4 separate regions of the Homo sapiens genome follow, and regions 1, 2 and 3 are each linked to region 4. The links are chromatin contacts, found by Hi-C or POLR2A ChIA-PET in ENCODE. All regions are on one chromosome and are shown on one strand. Each heading gives the region's core, a stretch centred on a gene start or an enhancer-like site at or near the end of the contact. The rest is flanking DNA. Distances are from core to core; before and after follow the strand shown.

The links. Hi-C counts contacts between places; a loop is a spot of excess contacts on that map. ChIA-PET counts read pairs that join two places held with the same protein, here RNA polymerase II (POLR2A). Pooled maps may share reads with other maps.
Region 1: a map with no recorded cell type shows a loop between it and region 4 (5-fold over the local background). The contact joins two enhancer-like sites. A Hi-C loop is called at or near these places in 1 of 37 single-sample maps with no recorded cell type and 12 of 50 pooled maps. POLR2A ChIA-PET finds 5 or more read pairs at or near these places in 5 of 52 experiments (BJ, Panc1, activated CD4-positive, alpha-beta T cell and 2 more).
Region 2: a loop to region 4 is called in a pooled map, with 2.0 times the contacts of the local background. The contact joins two enhancer-like sites. A Hi-C loop is called at or near these places in 1 of 168 maps with a recorded cell type or tissue (dorsolateral prefrontal cortex) and 4 of 50 pooled maps. POLR2A ChIA-PET finds 5 or more read pairs at or near these places in 3 of 52 experiments (A549, AG04449 and activated CD8-positive, alpha-beta T cell).
Region 3: a loop to region 4 is called in a map of PC-9, with 8 times the contacts of the local background. The contact joins the promoter of LINC00501 here to the enhancer-like site in region 4. A Hi-C loop is called at or near these places in 1 of 168 maps with a recorded cell type or tissue (PC-9) and 5 of 50 pooled maps. POLR2A ChIA-PET finds 5 or more read pairs at or near these places in 1 of 52 experiments (activated CD8-positive, alpha-beta T cell).

The regions. Positions count from the first base shown.
Region 1 is chr3:177,426,078-177,431,978 of GRCh38, reverse strand. No RefSeq gene overlaps it. Among named protein-coding and RNA genes, the nearest start is that of LINC00578, 13 kb to the left of the region's middle. Within about 2 kb of position 4,263, at least 5 of the 41 ENCODE cell types and tissues checked have a DNase peak (open chromatin) inside an H3K27ac peak, as active enhancers do.
Region 2 is chr3:177,494,096-177,499,773 of GRCh38, reverse strand. All of the region lies in intron 1 of LINC00578 (long intergenic non-protein coding RNA 578), which reads right to left. Among named protein-coding and RNA genes, the nearest start is that of LINC00578, 55 kb to the right of the region's middle. Within about 2 kb of position 1,378, at least 5 of the 41 ENCODE cell types and tissues checked have a DNase peak (open chromatin) inside an H3K27ac peak, as active enhancers do.
Region 3 is chr3:177,290,082-177,295,987 of GRCh38, reverse strand. LINC00501 (long intergenic non-protein coding RNA 501) reads right to left here and starts at 1,546. Exons shown (of 2, transcript NR_047465.1): 1 at 1,491-1,546. RefSeq lists an enhancer at 1,117-2,316.
Region 4 is chr3:177,773,790-177,779,404 of GRCh38, reverse strand. No RefSeq gene overlaps it. Among named protein-coding and RNA genes, the nearest start is that of LINC02015, 40 kb to the left of the region's middle. Within about 2 kb of position 2,709, at least 6 of the 41 ENCODE cell types and tissues checked have a DNase peak (open chromatin) inside an H3K27ac peak, as active enhancers do; they include PC-9, where a contact is called at or near this core.

The sequences.
Region 1 (5,901 bases), core at 3,014-5,513, 350 kb after region 4:
ATGACTTTCTTTGGACGTCTTTTTTAATTAGAGCTGAAAGAGTTTAGAAAAAATAGTAACCACCTGGCAAGCCAGCTCCTCTTTGAAAGCTGAATTAAAATCAAATGAGAGAAATAATTAGGACAGCTGGAAATAATAAAAACAATAGATACCAGGCATGTCTTTGACAAAACACAACAAACCAGAGAGACATTACAATGCAAAATCTTAATTGTGTCATGGCTCACTAAGTCTCTCTCTTCCCCCCCGCCGCTTCAGTCCTTGATCACAATGGAGGGGGTGGTGGGGAACCACTGTATTACAAGATGTAAAGCCAAAAAGCAGTAACACTCTTATAACCTGAATGAGCATGACAATAAACAGAGGTAGTTGTTGCTGTGCGTAAATAGATACAATGCCACAATTTGACTGAATTATTGTTTCTCCTTTTTTGTTTCTTGTATAGGGTGCTAATTCTTACTTCTTGCAAACTGTGGATTAATACCTATCTTTGGATGTATGTGTCAAGTCTTAAATTTGGCTTTTCAAATATGAGGTTTATCTGGATTCTGTTGTCCATATTCAGAATTACTCCTGAGTAATTGCTGGCCTGAAAAAAAAAAAAAAAAAAAAAAAAACACACAAAAAAACGCACCCGAGATGAATTATGCCACTCCTCCAGAATGCAGATGCTTCTTTAGTCACTGCTGTTCTAAATAACATCTTTTTTTTTTTCTATTTTACAGGGTAGGAAAAGGCTATATGCCAAAGTGCTAACAGTGGTTTGCTTTGGGAAATGGGGTTACTGGTGATTTTTCATTGTGCTTATGGTTTTTTTCTGCATTTACTAAATTCCTCATCATTTAAAGCCAAACATAGTTTCATGTAAATTCTTCAATCCTATAAATGCATTTAAGAGGGGGGAAATGGCCCAGAAACATATGAATGACATTTAGCAATGGGAATGGAACACAGAGGAACGACGTTCACCGACTTTGCAACTACATTAAAGTGCAAATCGCTTGCCCTGTAACTCAACTGGAAGGTAGGCAAAGGTCCCAGAGTAAATCAGGACCCTTACTGACAGCATGGAGTGGAGCAGATAGCTCAGTGTGGATCTGGAAATCAGGTTATCTAGGTATTCAGTGAATGACATCCTACATGGTGGTGTGAAAGCCACTTAATCTCCTCAGTCTCCTTGCCATCAGACTATCTTCCTTTCCACAGGCAAAGCTTCCGTTTAAAGTTAATGGAAACTGAGAGAATTGGGACACTCTGCCTTTACTTTTTCTCTCTGTCAAACAAAGATAAAGGTTTTATTCAAACTTTTTTATCTGAAGAGGAGCACCACCTGAATGAAATGTGGTCATGATCAGAAATCTTAAGAATTAGGAAATTTCCAGACACTCACATAAATGATACAGTGCCCTGAAGAATGAGGGGGGAAATGATTCTGTACAAAAACACAGCTATATAAGCACTCTTCCTTGAAATAAAAAGGGTTTCCACATATATGCATTTATATAAGTAGTGTTAACCGAAGATTAAAAAGTAAAAGAAATTTTAAATTAAAGATTTCACTTCATCAAAATGATTCCGGTTTTTACATCTCAGGACATTGGCAAATGCAATTTCTTTACATTTGAATGGTTATGGATAGTTCAACTTTTTTTCTGGAGGTTTAGTTTGGATCTGACCCCTGTTTTTAAAAGTCTTGCTCCAGCATGTTTAATAATTGGGTTTAATCTCCCCATATCCATCCAATTTGAAAGGCATAAGAAGAAAGATTACTAATTTTTTGCCCAATCCTGCAATTAACTAACAAAAATTAATTAGTATTCTTAAATAAGTTATTAAATATCTATGAACCACATAGTGGTACTCAACACATATTTGTCTAATGAATGAATGATCAAATACGGCTCAGTTTTTTTCATCTTGTCACTAGATGACTTACTCTAACCTTCTATGACCTATGTGTCCCTCCTTATAAACTACAGCAACAGTTCCCACACACAAGTCAGCCTACAAGCATCAGCCCGTGATGAAATTTTTAACAGTTTGCATGGAGTGAGAGGAAGTAAATAAGGACAATATAGTTGATTTGTCATAAGGCTAAATCTATTTAATTTAGAGAACTATTCTGTAGTCTGTATGTCCTTTGCATTTCTTTGGAAATACTTTTTTTGTTGTTTTATGAAATGATAAAAAAAGATAGTAATTGTGAAGGGCTTAAGATATTTTACTTGGCAAAATATAAAATCCACAACCTATGTCAGTCCCTGATTTTTTCTAATTCTATTACTCCAAGAGCTCTCAAGGTCTGGGAACTACTGACTTAGAGAATGTGCATTACTTTAGGTACAAGAAAAAAGGAGATTTCTCTTTTCCCCACCCCCAGATTTGTATCCCCTAGAATTGAGACAGACTGTCTATTGTCTATTAGCTCCTCTGCATTGAGCTTCAAACTTTTCCATCCCCCACCCTTGTCCTCCTAAATGCAAAGAGGTAGCCAGATAACCACTTTCATTCTACATACTCACCATGTATTATTGGGTGAAATAATTTCCCAAATGCAATTTTATTGACTGTCTCTCTTGCAGTTCCTTCTAGAAAACTGCCATGTAACCAGTTTTAGGATGGACATATAAGCAAAAGCCAGCCAATTTGCTTTCTAAACACTGACCAGTAAGATCCTCTTTCTTCAAATCTGAGCAAACAGGACATAAAGATAGGCTGTAGTGGGTACTGAGCCCAAAGGCTATGATGCAAAGCTGGGGCCTATAGTGTCCTGCAAGACGGGCAAGCAGGGAGAGTAGGTCAAGAAAGGCACCAGAGAGAACTTAAAGAAACAAACTCCACAGAGACAGTGAAAATAGCCTCATTTCTGATTTCTAGTTCCCAGTTCCAGTTGGATTCTTTGAGTTTACTTAACCCCATCCTCCACCAACTGCCTTTCTGAACTTGAGCTAGTGGATTTCTATTCCTTGTCATTTAAAAAAAAAATGTCCTTTGGGAGGCCCAGGCAGGCAGATCACAAGGTCAGGAGATCGAGACCATCCTGGCTAACACGGTGAAACCTCATCTCTACTAAAAATACAAAACATTAGCCAGGCGTCGTGGGAGGCGCCTGTAGTCCCAGCTACTCAGGAGGCTGAGGCAGGAGAATGGCATGAACCCGGGAGGCAGAGTTTGCAGTGAGCGAGATCACACCACTGCACTCCAGCCTGGGCGACAAAAAAAAAATTGTCTCAGCCAGGCATGGTGGCCCATGCCTGTAATCCCAGTACTTTGGGAGGCCGAGGCAGGCAGATCACCTGACGTCAGGAGTTCAAGACCAGCCTGGCCAACATAGTGAAACCCCGTCTCTACTAAAAATACAAAAATTAGCTGGGCGTGGTGGGCAGGCGCCTGTAGTCCCAGCTACTCAAGAGGCTGAGGCAGGAGAATCGCTTGAACCCAGGAGGCAAAGGTTGCAGTGAGCCGAGATCGCACCACTGCACTCCAGCCTGAGCGACAGAGTGAGACTCCGTAAAAAAAAAAATTGTCTCAAATTGAAAACATGGACTAACATTCGTGTATTTGAAGAAAAAGAGATTTAACACTGTTTTTTATCTAAGATTGTTTTTACTAGACAATTTCTCTTATTTCTGCAATACCAAAAATATGCAACCATCAATCAGATTTCTTTCTTATATTCCCTTTAAACATTGTGAAAAAATGTTTTTCAGGCATAAGGAAAAGCCCAGCTCTCAGCCCGTCTCTTCATCCTGCCCCTGCCCATCCCCACCGTCACCATAGTGTAGGTTTGATCTTGTGTCCATCCCCAGCCCAGCCCCCTGCACAGATTGCATAATCTGCTTGCTAAGGCATAGCTCAGAACTTCAGAGTCCCAAAGAGAGCACATCAGTGACCCCACTGGGTAGAAGCCCCTGTCATTGTCATTTTCCCATTGAGATACAATCCAGAGAAGTGAAGGGATGATTTAATATCCCACAGGGAACAAGCAAGGGAAATCGCATTTTATTTAACCTTCAACCAGCCTAAAAGGTAAAATATTATCCTAAAAGGTAAAATGTACAAACACACTCAACCTCACAAGGCTTGCCTATGCTTTACCAAAGATCACACATCCAGTAAGGGCTGAGGCCTGACTTTGAGTGAAACTTATTAAACTCTAAAGTCTATACTCATTTAATAATACATCCTTCTGCCTCCAAGTTTTTCGTGGTCAAACCACATTTAAACCCAGATCACATGACTCCTGATGACTAAACAAGGGTTCTCTCCAGTCATTATTCTGGTGTTCTCCAGGAACAGCTCAAAGAAAAAGGTGTGGAGATGTAGCATTGGGTAGAAGATGAAAAGGAAGGCAGCTGAGAGCCACCTTGTTACTTCAGCCCTCTCTCCTCTTTTTCTTTAACATTTCATCAAACAAGGGCATGATTTATAAGCCATCTCCAGGTTGTGGCCCTGAGTCACTGTCCCTACCCAGTCCAACCCTGGGGGAGGCAGTCTCTAAGATACCCACCAATGACCCCCACCTGCAGGATTCATACCCTCGTGTTATACGCTCCCTCGCTGTACCAGGGTTGGTCTGGATAACCAACCCCATATAACAGCACTTCTGACAGTGGGTTAGTAAAAGTGTGCAACTTCCGACTTGGGTATTCTTTCTTTCTGTTTCTGTCTTGAATCACTCACTCTGGGGAAAGCCAGCTGTCATATCATGAAGACGCTTAGGCCACTTCAGAGAGGCACACACGGTGAGTGAGGAACTAAAGTCTCCAGCCAACAGCAAGCAAGGAACTAAAACCTGTCAGCAACCATGTGAGTGAGTTAGAAAACGATCATTCCCCAGCTGAGTGTTCATGTGAGACTGCAGCCCTGTCAAACAGCTTCACTGCAACCTCATGGAGACCTTAAGCCAGAACAACCCAGCTAAAATACTCCCAGGCCCCTGAGCCACAGAAAAAGATATCTGTGGCCTTAAGCTGCTAAGTTTGGATGTATTTTGTTACATAAAAATGGACAACAAATTCAAGTCCTGGGAAGTTCCTCCAAATACTAAACATTTCTCCTGCCTAGGCTTTCTCAGGTTATTCCTGTTGAAGTAAGTAGAGTTATTTTCCTTTGTCTCCATAAACAAATCATTGGTGTTAATCCACTGACTCCCCTCCCTGACTGGGGAATAAGCTCTGTAGCTGCTTCACAAATATTTCATTTGAAATATGCATATGGTTCTAGATGATAAAATCTTCAGAAAGCCACTACTGTCTGCTTCCTTTGCTTTGTCATTTTTATAGTCCCTTTAGTTTTCTGAATCTTTCCCTCACAATAAGTCGGTCAATAGAAACCACAGAATTTTAAGGAAGAGTTTGACTCCGCTCCTGGGCAGAATATTTAAATCATAGGTTGTTGTTTGTTTTCAGGTCAACCAGTACAATTATGCAACATAAATTCTTTTAAAGCATCTGGGACTTCAGTTCAATTTAAGATCCTGTGGGTTTTATTACCAGAATGAATGATTATAAAATACATGCATGCAAATGAAGAGATAAAAAAATTAAAGGGCATATGAAATTTAATGGATGCTACTTGTAATTCCATGCCAAATTGTTGCAAAAGACAGTGGCTAGGCCACCATGTGAAAATGTGGTTTATGGTATTTATAACTTGAGAATGCGATTTTAATAGTCTATTGCCATGGATATATATTATAAAACAGAGTAGAGAATTAAGTTTCTGGTATTAACATGTGGGGGAGGGGGAAGTTTTTACCTAAGTCTGTCATTGGTTTTATTGCCAAAATAGCTTGTTTTGACTAAGGTGATTCACTCCAACAGCACACCACAGTAAAAACTTTGTGAAAAATGGAGATTCTTTATTTTTGAGTGTTTTTATTCTAAGAGCTCATTTGGG
Region 2 (5,678 bases), core at 129-2,628, 280 kb after region 4:
TCGCTATGTAAAATCTGAAATAATGATAATGTATTTTGCATGTGTGTGTGTAAAATTAACACTCACTTATTCCCAAATAAACCAATAACAATTTCCAGTGCCTATACCAAAAGCTTGACCAACAAAACTATAACTACCAGAAAGGGTAGTGAATATAACCTAACCCTATTTTCTTTTTTTTCTTTTTTTTTCTTTTTTTTTATTATACTTTAAGTTCTAGGGTATGTGTGCACAACGTGCAGGTTTGTTACATAGGTATACATGTGCCATGTTCATTTACTGCACCCATCAACTCGTCATTTACATTACATATTTCTCCTAATGCTGTCCCTCCCCCAGCCCCCCACCCCCTGACAGGCCACGGTGTGTGATGTTCCCCACCATGTGTCCATGTGTTCTCACTGTTCAACTCCGACCTATGAGTGAGAACATGCTGTGTTTGGTTTCCTGTCCTTGTGATAGTTTGCTTAGAGTGATGGTTTCCAGCTTCATGCATGTCCCTGCAAAGGACATGAACTCATCCTTTTTTATGGCTGCATAGTATTCCATGGTGCATATGTGCCACATTTTCTTAATCCAGTCTATCATTGATGGACATTTGATAACCTAACCCTATTTTCTAAAGCTGGTCATAGACTCCCCTTCACTAGGCAAGGGGCCCTTAAGTAAGAAGATGTCCAGCAAAGTGAATCTAAGACATACAAAATGGTGAGTTTCCATATTGGGTTATGTCTCACTCTAACAAAGCCGTCTTTCATTATGGATATAATTTAAAAGTGCCTATATAGGTGTGTATATGTGTATATCATATACACTTTGAATAGATAGCATTATCGATTCACACATCCACAGTCGTCAATAATACTGCGAATTACCTAGGAGACAGCACAGTGGTAATAGAGAGGCCTTGGAGCTAGATAAGTCTGTGATAGAATTTTGACTTCATCTTTTCTTGAGCCTCAGTTTCCTCATCTGTGAAATGTGAATAAACATGCCTGCCATTTAGACCTGTTGAAAGGATTAAAGAAGACAGTACCTAGACAGATAAATAGTAAAGTTGTTACATTTATTACTACAGGATCTGTTATTATTTGACTAGCATGTAATCTACTAATATTGCACAACCTTGATTCTTATTCTCTAAGGTGAAGTAGAGCTGATCGCTAAGTCCCCATTGCTGCCAAATTCTGTTTTCAGTGACATTTTAAGAACAGCCTCCCTCCGCATGTCCACAGGGAACTGTCAGGCCCAGGGGCACCTCTGCTGCTTCCCAGTAGGAAGCTCCCTCGAGAAAGCAAGCAGGGAGCGGGTTTCTATGATCCCACCAAGATTTGGCTGAGCTCCACTTTCAGCCTAGTGACTCATGCACCTTGAGTTGCTAAGGGAATTGAAAGTGTTGCCAAGGAATTTTGCAGTTTGCAGCAGGTGGATGTAGAAATTACAGAACCACTTTCTTCAAATCAGTAGCAGTGGATGTTTGTGCCCACAAGGATGAGGGCACTTTGGCAAGCACCCTAACCAACTTCTCCTCATACTTCAAAACAGACCCCAAACCATGTTTTCACCTTCTAGTGGTATATGAATGCACAGATGCAGAAGTAAAACCTGGTCCTGAGCAGAGGGTCTAAATCTGCAGGCGTCAACAAATATGTTACAACATTTTTTTAATGTGAATGGTCAATTGACTTTTATGAAACTGAATATTAACTGATAAATGATTACACTGTTCATCAATTATTTCACTTTAGATATAATCTGAAATCTTTCAAAAGATGTTTGTCTCTCCTTATCAATACAATTGATTGTTTTATCTCAGTGCTGCATTTTCGGCAATTTTCTCATATCTAACTTTCGGTTTATAAATTTTTTTGCTTTAGCTGTCTTTAACCAGCTGATTAAACCATGCACTGCATTTCCATTTCAATGACGATATTTTGCAATTCTAGAAAATTTATTTAACTATTTTTGAATTTTTTTTTAGTATTCCGCTTAAGTTTATGTGTTGGTGTTTTGGCTATATCTATTTGTATAGTTTTTTTATGATTGCGCTAAGGATAATGAAATACATACCTAACCTCTTACAGTCTATTTAGATGGAATATTTTACCACTACAAGCAAAACATGGAAGTCCTGCAACCCTTTGCCTTCTCCCGTTTGTGTCACAGCTGTCAGATGCTTTGCATATACATACCGAGAAACCCTACCAAAGTTACAATTTTTTTTTTTATATACGAAGTCTAGCTCTTGTCCTCCAGGCTGGAGTGCCATGGCATGATCTCAGCCCTCTGCAACCTCCCCTTCCAGGGTTCAAACGATTCTCCTGCCTTGGCCTCCCCAGTAGCTGGGATTACAGGTATGTGCCACAACACCTGGCTAATTTTTGTATTTTTAGTAGAGATGGGGTTTCACCATGTTGGCCACAGTGGTCTTGAACTCCTGACCTTAGGTGATCCACGCGCCTCGGCTTCCCAAAGTGTGGGATTACAGGCGTGAGCCACCGCTTCCAGCCACACTATGCCTAGCCAAAAGTTACAACTTTTGCTTTCAATAGTCATACATATTTTAAGAACTTAAAATATTAAGTTCTTAATATTAATATATTAATATTACCAGACAGTTTTTATATTACCCAGTTACCATTCTCTTCCATTTCTGAAGTTTCAAGTTTCTCTAGTATCACTTCCCTTAAGCCTAACTACTTCCTTTAGCATTTCTTTTAGATGGGTCTGCTGGTAATAAATTTTCTTCATTTTATCATCTTGCTGAGCCAATAAGCAGTTTGTTTAATTTCTCCTTCACAAAGGGTGCAAGTAATTAATCGAGTAGAACAGAAAAAGGGTAAAGATTGGATATGGAAGAAAACAGGTGAGTGACCAACGCCATATCTAATGCAAAGCAGCTTCCAATGAAGCCCCTTTTTCTTTTAAGCAGGTCTCAGGAACTCAGCTTTTTTTAGTATCCTTCTGCATTTGTCACTACCAGCCTATCACATGGGGTTCTTTTCCCTAAAGCCAGCCATGGGTAAATGTCCTTTCCCATCAGCTGGAAAGAATAAGTACCCATTCTGTTTATTTCACAGAGTCAATGTGAATGATGCTGCTCAGAGTCTCAATGGTAGCCACCAGGTCCCCAAACCAATATAGAAAGAAGACAGACTTGAACTACAGGGAAATTGAATTGTTAGAAAGTTGTCTTTGCTACCCCATTGATGGAGACAATCCTGAAGTGCAGATAAGAAGAAAAAACATGTAAATTCAAGTTATAGTACACATTTCCCTCTAATTTTCCTGATGCATATGGCTGTCATTGACCCTTCATCACTAGCCTAACAATAATAGTTGGTTTGCAATTTATTTGGATCCTCTGAAGATTGGGAGTTATTGTTAGCAGACAATTTTCCATGGATCTCTCAATATTTCTGCACATCTTATAAGCAGAAGTACTGACGGCCTTTTGTTCTGAACTATCTTTTCAAGGATATTTGTATAGCAAACAGCATGGAAATAATAGACAGTGTGTTTCCCTCCAAAGCAAAGAGCAGGTTGCTTACAGCTTCGCCATGATTTTAAAGGCGATATTTCCCACTGAAGCAAAAGGCAGGTATGCTTACTGTCCAGTGTAATAAAGAAAATGTTTCTCTCTGAAAGCAAAGGTCAAGCATGCTAAATGTATATTACACAAGATTCAGATTCCCTAAGTTCGGGGACTCTTCTGTAACAAACCCATTGAGTGTGCAGTTATTATGTAGCTCCTGTGGGAACTGGAGCTTAGGGATTAGGACAAAAATGCTAATTCTCTGGCTACTGTCCTTTACCTCTGACCTGGGAGTCTCAAGTCTCCAACCAGCATCCTTGAAACTGTGGCTGGCTAACCTGTCAGCTTGCAAGTAGATAAAATCCTAGACCCTCAGAGGTCTTGGCAGTTACAAAATGACCTTCTGTACCTTCCCAACCCTCTCATAGTATTTATTTCTCCTCCAAGAGTGGGATGGCTGCTATGTATTTACATAGCATCTGGCCATGTGCCAATTCACCAGGTCCCCATAGGACTCTACCCCCAGAATTCTATTTCTTAACATTCTCACATAGATGCCAAAAGTAGGCACTAGTTTCTTTGTTTCTTCCCCCTAGTTGTACATCTTTATCTTTAGTATGCATATACTGTATCACATATTTCAACAGCTGCAAGAAGCAGCAAATACATACTAGATCAGTATAGTCTCTGGCCACTATATGCCAAGCCCACACAAATGCATTAGTAAACTTCACTTGAGATTAAGGATGTAAAAACCTTGTGCAAAACCATCTATAAATATAAAGTTTTATTATTATGAGCTCCTATAATACAAGAATTCTGGTTGACCACCTCTGAGCTGGCTACTAGAATTTCCTCATTCCTGAACAGGAGAACTTTAGCTAAGAGTAAATTAGTAAGCGCTCAGGTAAAACAATTGTAAGAGAGCAGAAAAGGCTGGGCGCGGTGGCTCACGCCTGTAATCCCAGCATTTTGGGAGGCTAAGGCAGGTGGATCATGAGGTCAGGAGTTTGAGACCAGCCTGACCAACATGGTGAAACCCCATCTCTACTAAAAATACAAAAATTATCCGGGTGTGGTGGTGCGCGCCTGTAATCCCAGCTACTCAGGAAGCTGAGACAGGAGAATCACTTGAACCCAGGAGGCAGAGGTTGCAGTGAGCCAAGATTGCGCCGTTGCTCTTCAGCCGGGGCAAGAGAGCAAGACTCCATCTCAACCAAAAAAAAAAAAAGAGAGAGACCAGGAAAACAAAAGTATCCTTTGTCAGAAGCTGAAAGTGAACCAGTACCATGTTGAATCTGTCAATACAAGACAGAAGGACAAAATATCATTGTCCTTCTAAATTTTGCTTGCATTTTACTGACAATCTGGTTACTAAATTGTTAGATACAGAATTAACTCTTACGTACTTGGTCTAGCAATGGACCAAATTAAATTAATAGATAAGAAGCAAGTTGCAAAAATTCCCGAGCTATCTTCTTCTTCTTTTGTACCATTTTACATGGCATCAAAATCTGTTCCAGTTACTAAGGACACATATGAATTTACCCCACAACTCAGTGGCATGAAACAGCAATGTGTCATGCTCACAGATTCTGTAGAGGAAATTGGACAGGACACTGTGGGGACAGCTTGTCTCTGATCCACAACGGTCTGGGGTCTCAGATGGAAGATTCAAAGACTGGGAGCTGAAATCATCTGAAAGCGTCTTCACTCGTGTCTACTGTACAATGGTGGCACTCAGCTGAAGACCTTAGTTCCTCTCTATATTGGCCTCTCCATGCAAGTTAATTTTGCTTCCTCAGAGCATAACAGCTGAGTTCCAAGGACAGGTGTCCTGAGAGAGGAATCAGATGGAGGCTGTATCCTCTCTATGGCCTTAGCCTTGGAAGTCACATAGCATCACTTCTGCTGCATCTGTTGATCAAAAATGGAAGTTTCTGTCTTGATCCAAACCCAGAAAATATAAATCTCAGCATTAAATAAGAAGGTGTCAGTTACAATTTAAGAAATGCATGTGGCACTCAGATATGTATATTTGTATGGCCATCTTTGGAAAATACAATCTACCACACTCTGTATTTGTGTGACTTCTCTCAATGAACCTACAAAACAGATGCTTTCATTCTCTTCATTTCACAGA
Region 3 (5,906 bases), core at 297-2,796, 480 kb after region 4:
GGGAACTACTGTTCCACTATGGTAGGGGATGTTGATAATGGACGAGGCTATGCATGTGTATGGGAAGGGAGTATATGGAAAATCTCTGTACCTTTCTCTCAATTTTGCTGTGAGCTTAAAAATGCTCTGGCCGGGCGTGGTGGCTCACACCTGTAATCCCAGCACTTTGGGAGGCCGAGGCTGATGGATAAACTGAGGTAGGGAGTTTGAGACCAGCCTGACCAACACAGAGAAACCCTGTCTCTACTAAAAGTACAAAATTAGCCAAGCGTGGTGGTGCATGCCTGTAATCCCAGCTACTCAGGAGGCTGAGGCAGGGGAATCGCTTGAACCCGGGAGGCAGAGGTTGCAGTGAGCTAAGATCGTGCCATTGCACACCAGCCTGGGCAACAAGAGCAAAACTCCATCTCAGAAAAAAAAAAAAAAGTAAAAGGACATGATTAGAGAAAATTGAAACAGCCCAAGTCACCAAATTCCTAAAGAAGTGATATCTGGTTCTATAGTTGCCTATCAGTGTGTTAATGTGTAGGTGTGGAGGCCTGGCTACACCCAACACCTACCTGGGAACCAAACAATTCCTACCAACTAATTCCTCCTTTTAATTCCTAGAGTTGTTGCTTTTCTTTCCCACACCTTTATTTACTCTCCCTCCCTCCTGGAGGAGGAGTTGAGACATCTGCAGATACACCTTCCTGGGAAGGTAACCGGCTAGGTCGTGGGAGTTTGAAGTCCAGCCCAAGCCCTCATCCTTATCTCATTGTCAATTGTCTTATAAGGAAATAGTCCAGGCACAACAATGTCTCCTCTTCCTCCAGGTCATGAGTTATTTCCTTATAGACCTTTTCTAACCAGTCTTACCCTTAAAAAAGGAGCTGAAGAACAAACCTGTGCCATTCTTGATGTGAGATGGGGAAGATTTGGAGGTACTGACCTGTGGAGTTTCCATTAATATGTAGCCGTGCACAGTGGCTCACGCCTGTAATGCCAGTACTTTGGGAGGCCGAGGTGAGTGGATCACCTGAGGTCAGGAGTTCGAGACCAGCCTGGCCAACATGGTGAAACCCCGTCTCTACTAAACACAAAAAATTAGCCGGGCATGGTGGCTCATGCCTGTAATCCCAGCTACTTTGGAGGCTGAGGCAGGAAAATCACTTGAACCCCAGAGGTGGAGGTTGCAGTGAGCTGAGATTGAGCCATTGTACTCCAGCCTGGGTGACAGAGTGAGACCCCATCTCAAAGAAAGAAAAAACAAAGTAATTACTCTCCTCATATAGTTGAGCATAAATTCAGCTAGCATGGACTTGGGGTTCTGCTGACAGGCCTCCATAATATATGCACAATATGTCCATCCAGAATGCATAAATATGGAGTGCATACCTATAGAATTACCTGCCTAACACGTCTTTTCTAAGAATGTATTTCTTCCCCACCCCGACTCTCACAACTCCCACTCAGGTACATTTTTACCACAGGAGTCACTTTACACATACCTTAGGGCCCTGTTCCCCGGTCATTGTTCATTCACCCACAGGTTAGCACTGGACTTAAGCTGGGCCACAGTCCTGCTTTGTGGCTCATAGCCTAGGGATGACGAGCAAGCTGAACTAATCTCTCTTCACTGGCTCCACATTTATTAATAGATATGAACTCACATGCTCCTGGCAAGCATGTCCTCCACTAAGAGAAGAAAGCCACTCTGAAATGAGAGAGTGAAGCCAACATTCAGAGGGGAACATGAGATGAGAAGAATCCTGACAACCTTCTAGTGTCTGGCTTTCAGCATTCAGAACCCAGCTGCATCTCTGCTCTTCCTGTGTCTTGATTATTCAATTATTCCTAGAATTCTATTTAAAAAACAAAAAACAGATCAAAAGAAAATACTGGAATCGGTTGGGTGCCATGGCTCGTGCCTGTAATCCCAGCACTTTGGGAGGCCAAGGCGGGCAGATCACCTGAGGTCAGTAGTTCCAGACCAGCCTGACCAACATGGAGAAACCCCATCTCTAGTAAAAATACAAAATTAGCTGGACGTGGTGGCAGGCGCCTGTAATCCCAGGTACTAGGGAGGCTGAGGCAGGAGAATCGCTTGAATCCGGGAGGCGGAGGTTGCAGTGAGCCAAGATAGCGCCATTGCACTCCAGCCTGGGCAACAAGAGCGAAACTCCGTCTCAAAGAGAAAAAAAAAAGAAAATACTAGAATCCTTCCAATCAGTTGCCCTTCTTACATAAGGTAGTTTATGTTGGGTTTCTAACATCTACAACAAAAAGTTCCTAAAAATTATAGAATGTGACGCTCTTCAGTGCTCAGATTGTGTACTAATGAGACATCACCTGATTCCTGGGAGAAGGAAGTGAGATAATGAACGCAGGATTGCTTTGTCACCTATACAACATGATTCATCGACGATCCTTCTGAAGCCCTTACATTCAACTGACTGAAAATAAAAATTTCTGCTTAAAGACCAAAGGGTTTGCCATGCTTTATAATTTTCTTACTTTTTCATACTTTCTGTAATATCACTTTTTTTGAAATCTTGAGAGTTACCCAGTCTCCTTTAGATTAATAGAAACTTGACTACAGAATCAATGCATGTTATATAGGCACAAGAATACCATTTGTAGAATAGCCTACTGTGGCACTTTCCCACCCCTAATGCCTGGACTCTGAGGGATCTGTGAAGTGGGCAAGACATTCTAGGGTTATTTTTAGCATTTTAAAATCTCTAGCTGGCCGCAGTGGCTCACGCCTGTAATCCTGGCACTTTGGGAGGCCGAGGTGGGTGGATCACAAGGTCAGTAGTTCAAGACCAGCCTGGCTGACATGGTGAAACCCCGTCTCTACTAAAAATACAAAAAATTAGCTGGCCGTGGTGGCAGTCACCTGTAATCCCAGCTACTCGGGAGGCTGAGACAGAGAACTGCTTGAACCCTGGAGGTGGAGGTTGCAGTGAGCCGAGATCGCGCCATTGCACTCCAGCCTGGGCGACAAAGCAAGACTCCATCTCAAAAACAAACAAACAAACAAAAAAACTCTAACGACAATTGTACTTGCACCATATATCTATTTACACAAGTTAACCGTAACATCATATTTCTTTGCTTTGTGCTAAAATTAGATCAATTCAGTCTTCCAGCTGACTAGCTCATGTTGCCCAAGTTCTAATTGGCTGTTGATGATACCCCTGGCATTGCTCTGGTGAAACTTGTGGATCAGACTGTTATCAGGTGGTAATATCCAAACAATACCCATAGTAGAATTGACCTGCAGGGAAGCACAGGGGTGAACAGCTGAAATTAAGGAACCTGTGGCAGTGAATATTGCCTATCCATTGCTATGTTTACATATCTCTGTGAATGAGATAAATATGTTTCTATTTGCTAGGAAAAGATGTTCAAAACATGAGAAAAAAGGGGAGAACAGGCTGGGTACAGTGGCTCATGCCTGTAATCCCAGCACTTTGGGAGGCCGAGGGGGGCCAGATCACGAGGTCAGGAATTCGAGACCAACCTGGCCAACATGGTGAAACCCCGTCTCTATTAAAAATACAAAAATTAACCAGGCGTGGTGGCATGCGCCTGTAATCCTAGCTACTGGGGAGGCTGAGGCAGGAAAATTGCTTGAACCCAGGAGGTGGAGGTTGCAGTGAGCCGAGACCACACCACTGCATTCCAGTCTGGGCGACAGAGCAAGACTTCATCTCAAAAACAATAAGAAAGGTTGTGGGGGAATACAACAAAAGGGGCCTTGGGTGAGGAATGGTAACTTCTGGTCTATGATACTATCTAGGATGGTGGCTCCCTTGGTGTGTTCCCTAGAATACTAATTCTGGGGTATTACAATTGAGTTACAAAAAGAAGAGTTATATGTTTTTTAAAGGGATACACTCACTATGCTTGGGCAACACTGAGCCAGACAAATTTGTTTGTTTTGTTGTATGATTTCTTAGAGCCTTTAACACCTTTGTACTTTGCGAATCTCCAAGAGGAAGTTAAAGTGTCTCCCAGACTTATCTGACCATAGAACCCTTCTTGTTTGCAGCATTTAATGAGAGTATTCCATGAAATAGACTTTGGGAAAAGCTGATCTAAAAAATGCTCATTGAGTGCTTCCTATTTTTAGGACCTGGCTCACATAGACATTGTCAAACAGAGGTGGCTCTGTCAGTTGGCAGAGTCACTTCACCTACCACCTAAAGAGCTCTTCCACCTCCCATCAAACCGCCTTCATTTCCGTCATTAAAATGTCATGTCGGCCAGGTGTGGTGGCTCATGCCTGTAATCCCAGCGCTTTGGTAGGCCGAGGAGAGTGGATCACCTGAGGTCAGGAGTTCGAGACCAGCCTGGCCAACATGATGAAACCCCGTCTCTACTAAAAATACAAAACTTAGCCAGGCATGGTGGTGTGCCTATAATCCCAGCTACTCGGGAGGCTGAGGTAGGAGAATTGCTTGAACCCGTGAGGCAGAGGCTGCAGTGAGCTGAGATTACACCATTGCACTCCAGCCTAGCCAACAGAGCGAGACACCATCTCAGAAAAAAATAAATAAATAAATAATAAATAAATAAAGTGCCACATCTTTGGTTTTTTGCTAATACTTTTGCTAATCTAGTGCCCAATATAGGTACTTCTCAGAAGGTGAGTCCAATTTCCTCAATCATTTCCTGGGGGAAAAAATACCTCTAATAGCAGAGCAGGGTGAATTAATAACCCTGAGTGAACTAAGTCTGTAGCAGCCAAATACTCAACATTTCCAAGTCTCCAGTTGGATTCCAACATTCTACACCATAATATATCCGTTTTCTTTAATATACACTGTTTTGTTTGTTGTTGTTGTTGTTTGTTTGTTTGTTGTTGTTGTTGTTTTGAGATGGAGTCTCACTCTGTCACCCAGGCTGGAGTGCAGTGGTGTGATCTTGGCTCACTGCAACCTCCACCTCCTGCCTCAGCCTCCCAAGTAGCTGGGATTACAGGCACCCACCACCTCGCCTGGCTAATTTTTATATTTTTATATAAAACATGGTTTCACCATGTTGGCCTGGCTGGTCTCGAACTCCTGACCTCAGGTGATCCATCCGCCTTGGCCTCCCAAAGTGCTGAGATTACAGGCGTGAGCCATGGCACCTGGCCAATATACACTGTTTTAAATGATTTGGCAGCAAATAGGGTAGGTACTGTGATAATATGCACCAAGTCATAGCCCGTGGCTGTAGGTAACCCTGTGACACATTGTCCGGCTGGCTGAGAGACAGGCCTTGGGGAGGGGGCATGGGTGAGACCTCAAGGAGGAAGTCAGAGTCCCCGTGAGAAGGGGTGGTTGGTGAGTACCAAGGCATTAGTACAAAGCGGGAAGATGGCCAGGTGCGGTGGCTTATGCCTGTAATCCCACCACTTTGAGAGGCCGAGCTGGATGGATCACTAGGTCAGGAGTTCAAGACCAGCCTGGCCAAGATGGTGAAACCCCGTCTCTACTAAAAATACAGAATTTAGCCAGGCATGGTAGCAGGCACCTGTAATCCCAGCTACTCGGGATGCTGAGGCAGAAAATTGCTTGAACCCGGGAGGTAGAGGTTGCAGTGAGCCGAGATTGCACCACTGCACTTCACTCAGCCTGGGCGACAGAGCAAGACTCCGTCTCAAAAAGAAAAAAAAAAAAAAAAGCTGGAAGATGCGTCTGTAATTGTGTGCAGCCTCGTTCAAGTGGAAAGTGGCACTGCCACAGCCAGTACTTGAAGCAGTGGCCGGTCCTTCCTCAGCAGGCTCTATTTCCCTTTCCTCCTTCCAATAAGGAAAGCCGCTCCGTGCCCACAGTAACCTTTTTCAATGCTTCCTCTTTCCTTTTCTACTGCTTAACCTCATTTTTGTTATCCCCTCCACCCATTTTCTTTATTTTCTCTTCTACTCTCCT
Region 4 (5,615 bases), core at 1,460-3,959:
ATTGTGCCACTGCACTCCAGCCTGGGTGACAGAGTGATACTCCACCTCAAATTAAAAAATTTTTTAAAGCTTATTTGCTTCTTTATTTTGTTTACCTAATCAAGGCATTGTCTGATTTCTACACTGTGTAGATATAATTATTCCCTTGAAACTAATAGGCAATCTGTTGGGAGTCAGTTTAAAAACATAAAAATATCCTGCTCCTCATCAAAATTCTTCCTTAGATTTAATATCCATTGGTAATTTGGCCCTGGACCAATCTTGACTATGACAGCTATAAAATAATAATTTTCTAACTCCAGCAGTTTCTCCACATTTACCAGTCAGCACCTGGCATTCTACAACAAGCAAGAGTCCTCCTTTTTCCTCTGTTTATTCACTTATTTATTTATCTAATTATTAAATAAATTAGTTCAGATTCATGGATTCCTGTTTTCTTCAGTGGTTTATGGTCATACTGTCCTTATATATTTTGGTATTTAAATTGTTTCAGTTTTGGGCAACAGGAGCCACTTCCTGCCAGCTCTTTTCCTGTGACATGCCCTCAGCATTTTTTTTAACACTTCCCTTCTCATCGACATAACAAGATGTTTCATTAGCTTCTAGAACTTTCCCTGTCCCAGGCCTACATTTAGTCACTTCTCTGAGGAGAAGAGCCCTTGTTCTTTCAGTAGAGAATGGTATTAGAGGACAAAATCTGAGTACTAGGTGTGCTCATTGCTACTAGACTTTTTTTTTCTTCTAGGTCTTTTCAGCAGCTAGAGTTGGGAAATAGATGCATGTATATATGTATGTACACAAATATACATATACACTTACAATATGCATATGCACATATGTATACACACATACACACATTTACCTGAGCACACCTGCATGTATATACACATACATTTATTTTAGAAATGAGTTCATACCAATGCTTCCAATTTAGAGCACACTCTCTTAACCACTATGTAATCATTTTGTATGTGCTTCCACAATGGCTGAATTAAAGATGAAAGATAGAATCCAAAGTGACTCAGAGAATTTCCTCTGTTCTATTTATGATCACTACAATTCCTGCTGAAAATTTCTGCCCCCTTTTTGGGAAGCAACACTGTGTGTCCTTGAAGATTCAATTTTGTCTTTGTTCATGTCTGAGCTCCTTCTCCTTGCAAGACTGTGACGGGAGTTGAGAGGACAGAGCCTGAATTTCTCCTAGAATTTAGAGTTTGTGACGACCAACTATTTAAAATATTCTTTGGTAATCTACATAAATTACCCCAAGTCCTAAGACAGCAGGTAGTCTGTCCACCAAAGGTATAAGCTGGTACTGGGAGGTTGATGAAAACCAAAGGCATGTAGGCAAAGTCTCTTTCAGGTTAGAATGTAAGAATGGTGGTAGCAAAGGAAGATGGAGTCCCCTATATCTTTAGGTGCTAGAATGTGGGGGAAGATGCAGTCCCCAGAGATGGACACAAGGTGGCTCAGTGAACCTGTTCCCTGGTGCTCCACATCTCCCTAGAAGGAAAAAGATAACTATGTTCAGCAGCAGGCAGTCATTGGACATTATGGCAGCTGCCCAGCCAATCCTTGCAAGCTCAGCAAGACAACCTAGAGTGAATGCAACCAACCGGCCTAAAGGGTGATGACCCTAGTCCCATGGACCATACCTGGGTGCAACACAAGCCTTCAGGGGAGTCACATTGACTGGTACACATTGGTTTGAGCTTTTCTTTATGGCAGTTGTGTTGAGGCAGGAGTATGTCATGACTTTGGAACAAGAGACCTGAGCTCTAGTCCTAGCTCTGCTGATAAATATGTGGTCTTGCATCACGGTATCATATACAAGATATGACCTCTCTGAGCATCAGATACTTTATTTATAAAATGAAAAGAGTGCAAGATTGTTACATGAATTTGATATAATAAATGTAAAGCCCATGCATATAGTTAAGTCTTAGATAAATGTAGACTTTGTTAAGAACAATATAAAAGGTCATAATATGTAATATATGCTAAATCCTTAGATATGTCCCCAAGTAAAATAGTCTAGACTGCTTTATAGAAGGCCTTAGAGTCTGATATCAGGAGAGAACTGAACTGGACCAAATACACAACCATTCTTTTTAGATGATTTCTTGGTGTGGATTGGCAACAGCTAACAAGACTGTTTCCTATGTCCATTAGCCAGAATTTTATAGCAATGTAATGGTTTGGATTCCTGTTTTTTGAGATTGAAGTTTTAGCTGCTTTTGTAACTGAAAACATACCCACTCTTGGTCCACTGTTATGCTAAGAACACCTGAAATATTGTATTTTCTTTGGAACTTAAGTTGCCAGATACGGTGCGGTCAAGGGCTGAAACTAAATACAAGCAGCCCCTTGCTGAAATATGCTCTGAGTGGGTCTGCTGCTGTCACAAGCAGCGTTTCTCCCTCAAAGAGTTGGCATTCCTCCAGTTTTCCCTGCCCGTGATCACACATCCACAAACCAGCCAGCATGGCTAGTTCCTCCTACCATTTCATGATTGCTGACAGGTAGAATGTGGCTTTTGTTCTTTTCCTACTCGGGAACTCAAATACCAGAGCTGCTGACAGATGATGTTGTGGCAGATTCATTTTGGAACACCACATTTCTTAGCAATGTGTCACAGGAGGAGAATGTCTCAAGCCTACAGCCTCAAAACCCCTCTGCTCTGGAAGTACCATTGCCCCAACCCAGATACCTTCTCAGGTGACACAGGGCGAGTACATGCCTCACCTTGCTGTAAGGAGATGGGAATGGAAGAAACTATGAATGGTAGAGTGCAAGTCCCTCCTAAAAGCATTGACATTGGGTTATTTTTTAAACATTGTACCGGCCAAAACAAGTGAGTCAACGTATTTGTGACTCCTACCCGATGCTTGCCCTTTGCAGAGCTTGACATAAGGAAGACATGTTAGGGAAGCCAAAGATAAATCCAACTCTTGGCTCTGCTATCAGCAGGCTCTGAGACCTACAGCAGTCACTCGACATCTCTGGGCCCAGTTTCTTCTTTAGTAAGATGAGGACAGGAAGCCTCAGGTGGACATGCAGGTCCTCTACCATCTTGTGAGTCTCGGACTCCAGATTGGTGGCAACCTACCTTTCTAGTCTAAGCTCCTGTCTGCTGGCCAACAGAGGTTTAGGGAGACCAGAAGCTAATACAATTTATGATGCCCTCTGTATGAAAAATTATAAAAAGTAAGTCAATAGTGAATATTTATTCAGAATGAGAAAAGAAAAATGCAAAAATATCAGCTTTAAAAAGCCAACAAATACCAGAAATATCACAAAACCCAGAAACAAATAACAGATTTGTATGAATTGGTATCGATAACATAAGATTTGTACTGATGTTCTAACAAGTCTCCCTAAATGCCTGTATTCTACATTTTTGGCTGCAGAGTCTGTTTCTTTTTATGACAAAATTCTGTAATATCCTTTCCTACAGAGAAACTAGAAAGATCATTCCATTTTTCCTGTAACATGGTTAATCAAAATTTGTTTATTATTAATGATAATTGAGAGAATTTCTTTCAGCTTCACAACCTATTATTGACAATATCATGTACATGTTTAGTATTACCAAATTGGGGAAGCTCCTCTACCAAGTGTCTTTCATATATGAGCTGTAAGATTGCAGCCATTCATGTTTCCCTGAGCAGAGACTAATCTGAAATACTCTTGAAATTGATGATACTCATTAATTAGGGCCTTGGGAAGGCATCTACTTTTACCACCTCACACTAGGTACCCCGCAGCCCCACCTTCATGCACACTGAACGTCTCACCTGTTCCTAACACACGACAACCTTCTACAGCTCTGTGGCTTTGCAGATGCTGATCCCTCACTGAATTGCCTTTCCTTTCTCCTCCCCCATACCCTTTCTCCAGGGTTCAAGCAGATTCAGTCACCATTCCTCTGCACTGTCCCTGCCTGGTACTCATAAGACTAGTAGAGAACCCTTCCTTTAGTGTTGTAATTCTGTTTGTCTACCTTCCCCACTAGACTTAGATTCCCTTAATTAAGGGAAGGCAATGATTCTCTCCATCTGTCTAGCACCAGGAATAGGACAGAAAAAGATGCTTGATAAGTGTATCACAAATAGAAATTCCTCAACAACACAGATGCAAGAAGTGCCACAATTCTTTACCTTTCTATAAGAAACCTTACTCTCCTCTAAGTTCTCTATTGTCAATCGATGATTTTTAAAAAACACACAGCATTAGTGATTTATTGGGGCATCTTTTTCCTCCCTTGGACTCAGGCAGTTCATGAAAATGGGGGCTCGCCCTAAGGCCACTAGTCAGCATTAGTTATCCTGGACACCGTTTCTCCTTCTGCCACTCTAGGAGGGTGATGGAATTGTAGTCCTCTCCTCTCACCTCTAGCCTGGCCCTCAGGGATCCCTTTCCCTGATTTCAAAATGGCAGCACTGGGGACAACCACTTAAATCACCTAGGTGGCTATCTTCCTTCCAAAGTGCAATCATCTTTAGGAGGTGCAAATGTGAGCAGGCAGCAGGTCTGTACCAACTGCAGGACATTTCAGGCTCACTTCCTTCAAGGCCCTAGATATCTTCCCAAAAGGACCGAGTAAAGAAGTCATCAAACTTGTGTATCGCCACCAGCCTCAGAGAAAAAAAGGAAAGGAAGGAAGGAAGGAAAGGAGGGAGGGAGGGGGAAAGGAGGAAGGGAGGGGGAAAGGAGGAAGGAAGGAAAGAGGGAGGGAAGGAAGGAAGGAGAGGAATGGAGGGATAAAGAAAGAGTGGGGAAGAGCAAGAGGGAAGAGGAAGAGAGGGGAAGATAAGACTGTCTTGGGGAAAGAAGTGCAGAAATTCATAACATTGAAGTCTGGTTGCCCTCCCTCTATGGATGAAAGATGCGATTACTTCTTCATCCATTTTCTGATGAGTCTGCTCAAGCAAGAAAGTACTAATACTAATAACAATATAAGGCACAGGTTAATTTCTACATTAACTTATTAATGCATCGACCTGCCACAAATGTTTATTGAAGAATCAATCAATGAATGAGTTTTCATAGTTCATTATCATGAGTCTGTTTTTGTTTTAATGACATAAATATCATTTTAGGAAAAATAAAACAATGTCCTTCTCTTCACACGTACATAATTGCACAGATAAGAATAATGATTCAAAGCCATTTTTTTCCTGCACTGGGAAAACAGAGCAGACTTGTTCATTTCTGCTACAATGATGAAGTTTCCTCCCCTGCTTCAGAAAACAACTTTAAGTATACTGTGTATTTTATAGAAAGTGGTTAAGGCTGATGAACTTGCATTCGACTCCTACTGGCTAACCTCAAACAATCTTATACAAGGAAAAACAAAATAAAACAAAACTGTTTTCTTCTTAATCAGACAGAGCCCCTTTAAGAGAGGCTGAATTACAATGCCTAATGCTCCTCATCAAAAGACACTAACAGATTTCCAGAGCAAAGGGCACCCCTGATCTAATGTATTCTTCCAAGTGAGGTTGATGTTTGTAGTGTAAGGAAGAAATGGAAATTTCACTCCCTCACATCATCTGGTCATTAACTTATGTAGCAGTACAAAATAGCCCACCAAGCTCTTTTCTAGTTAGCAG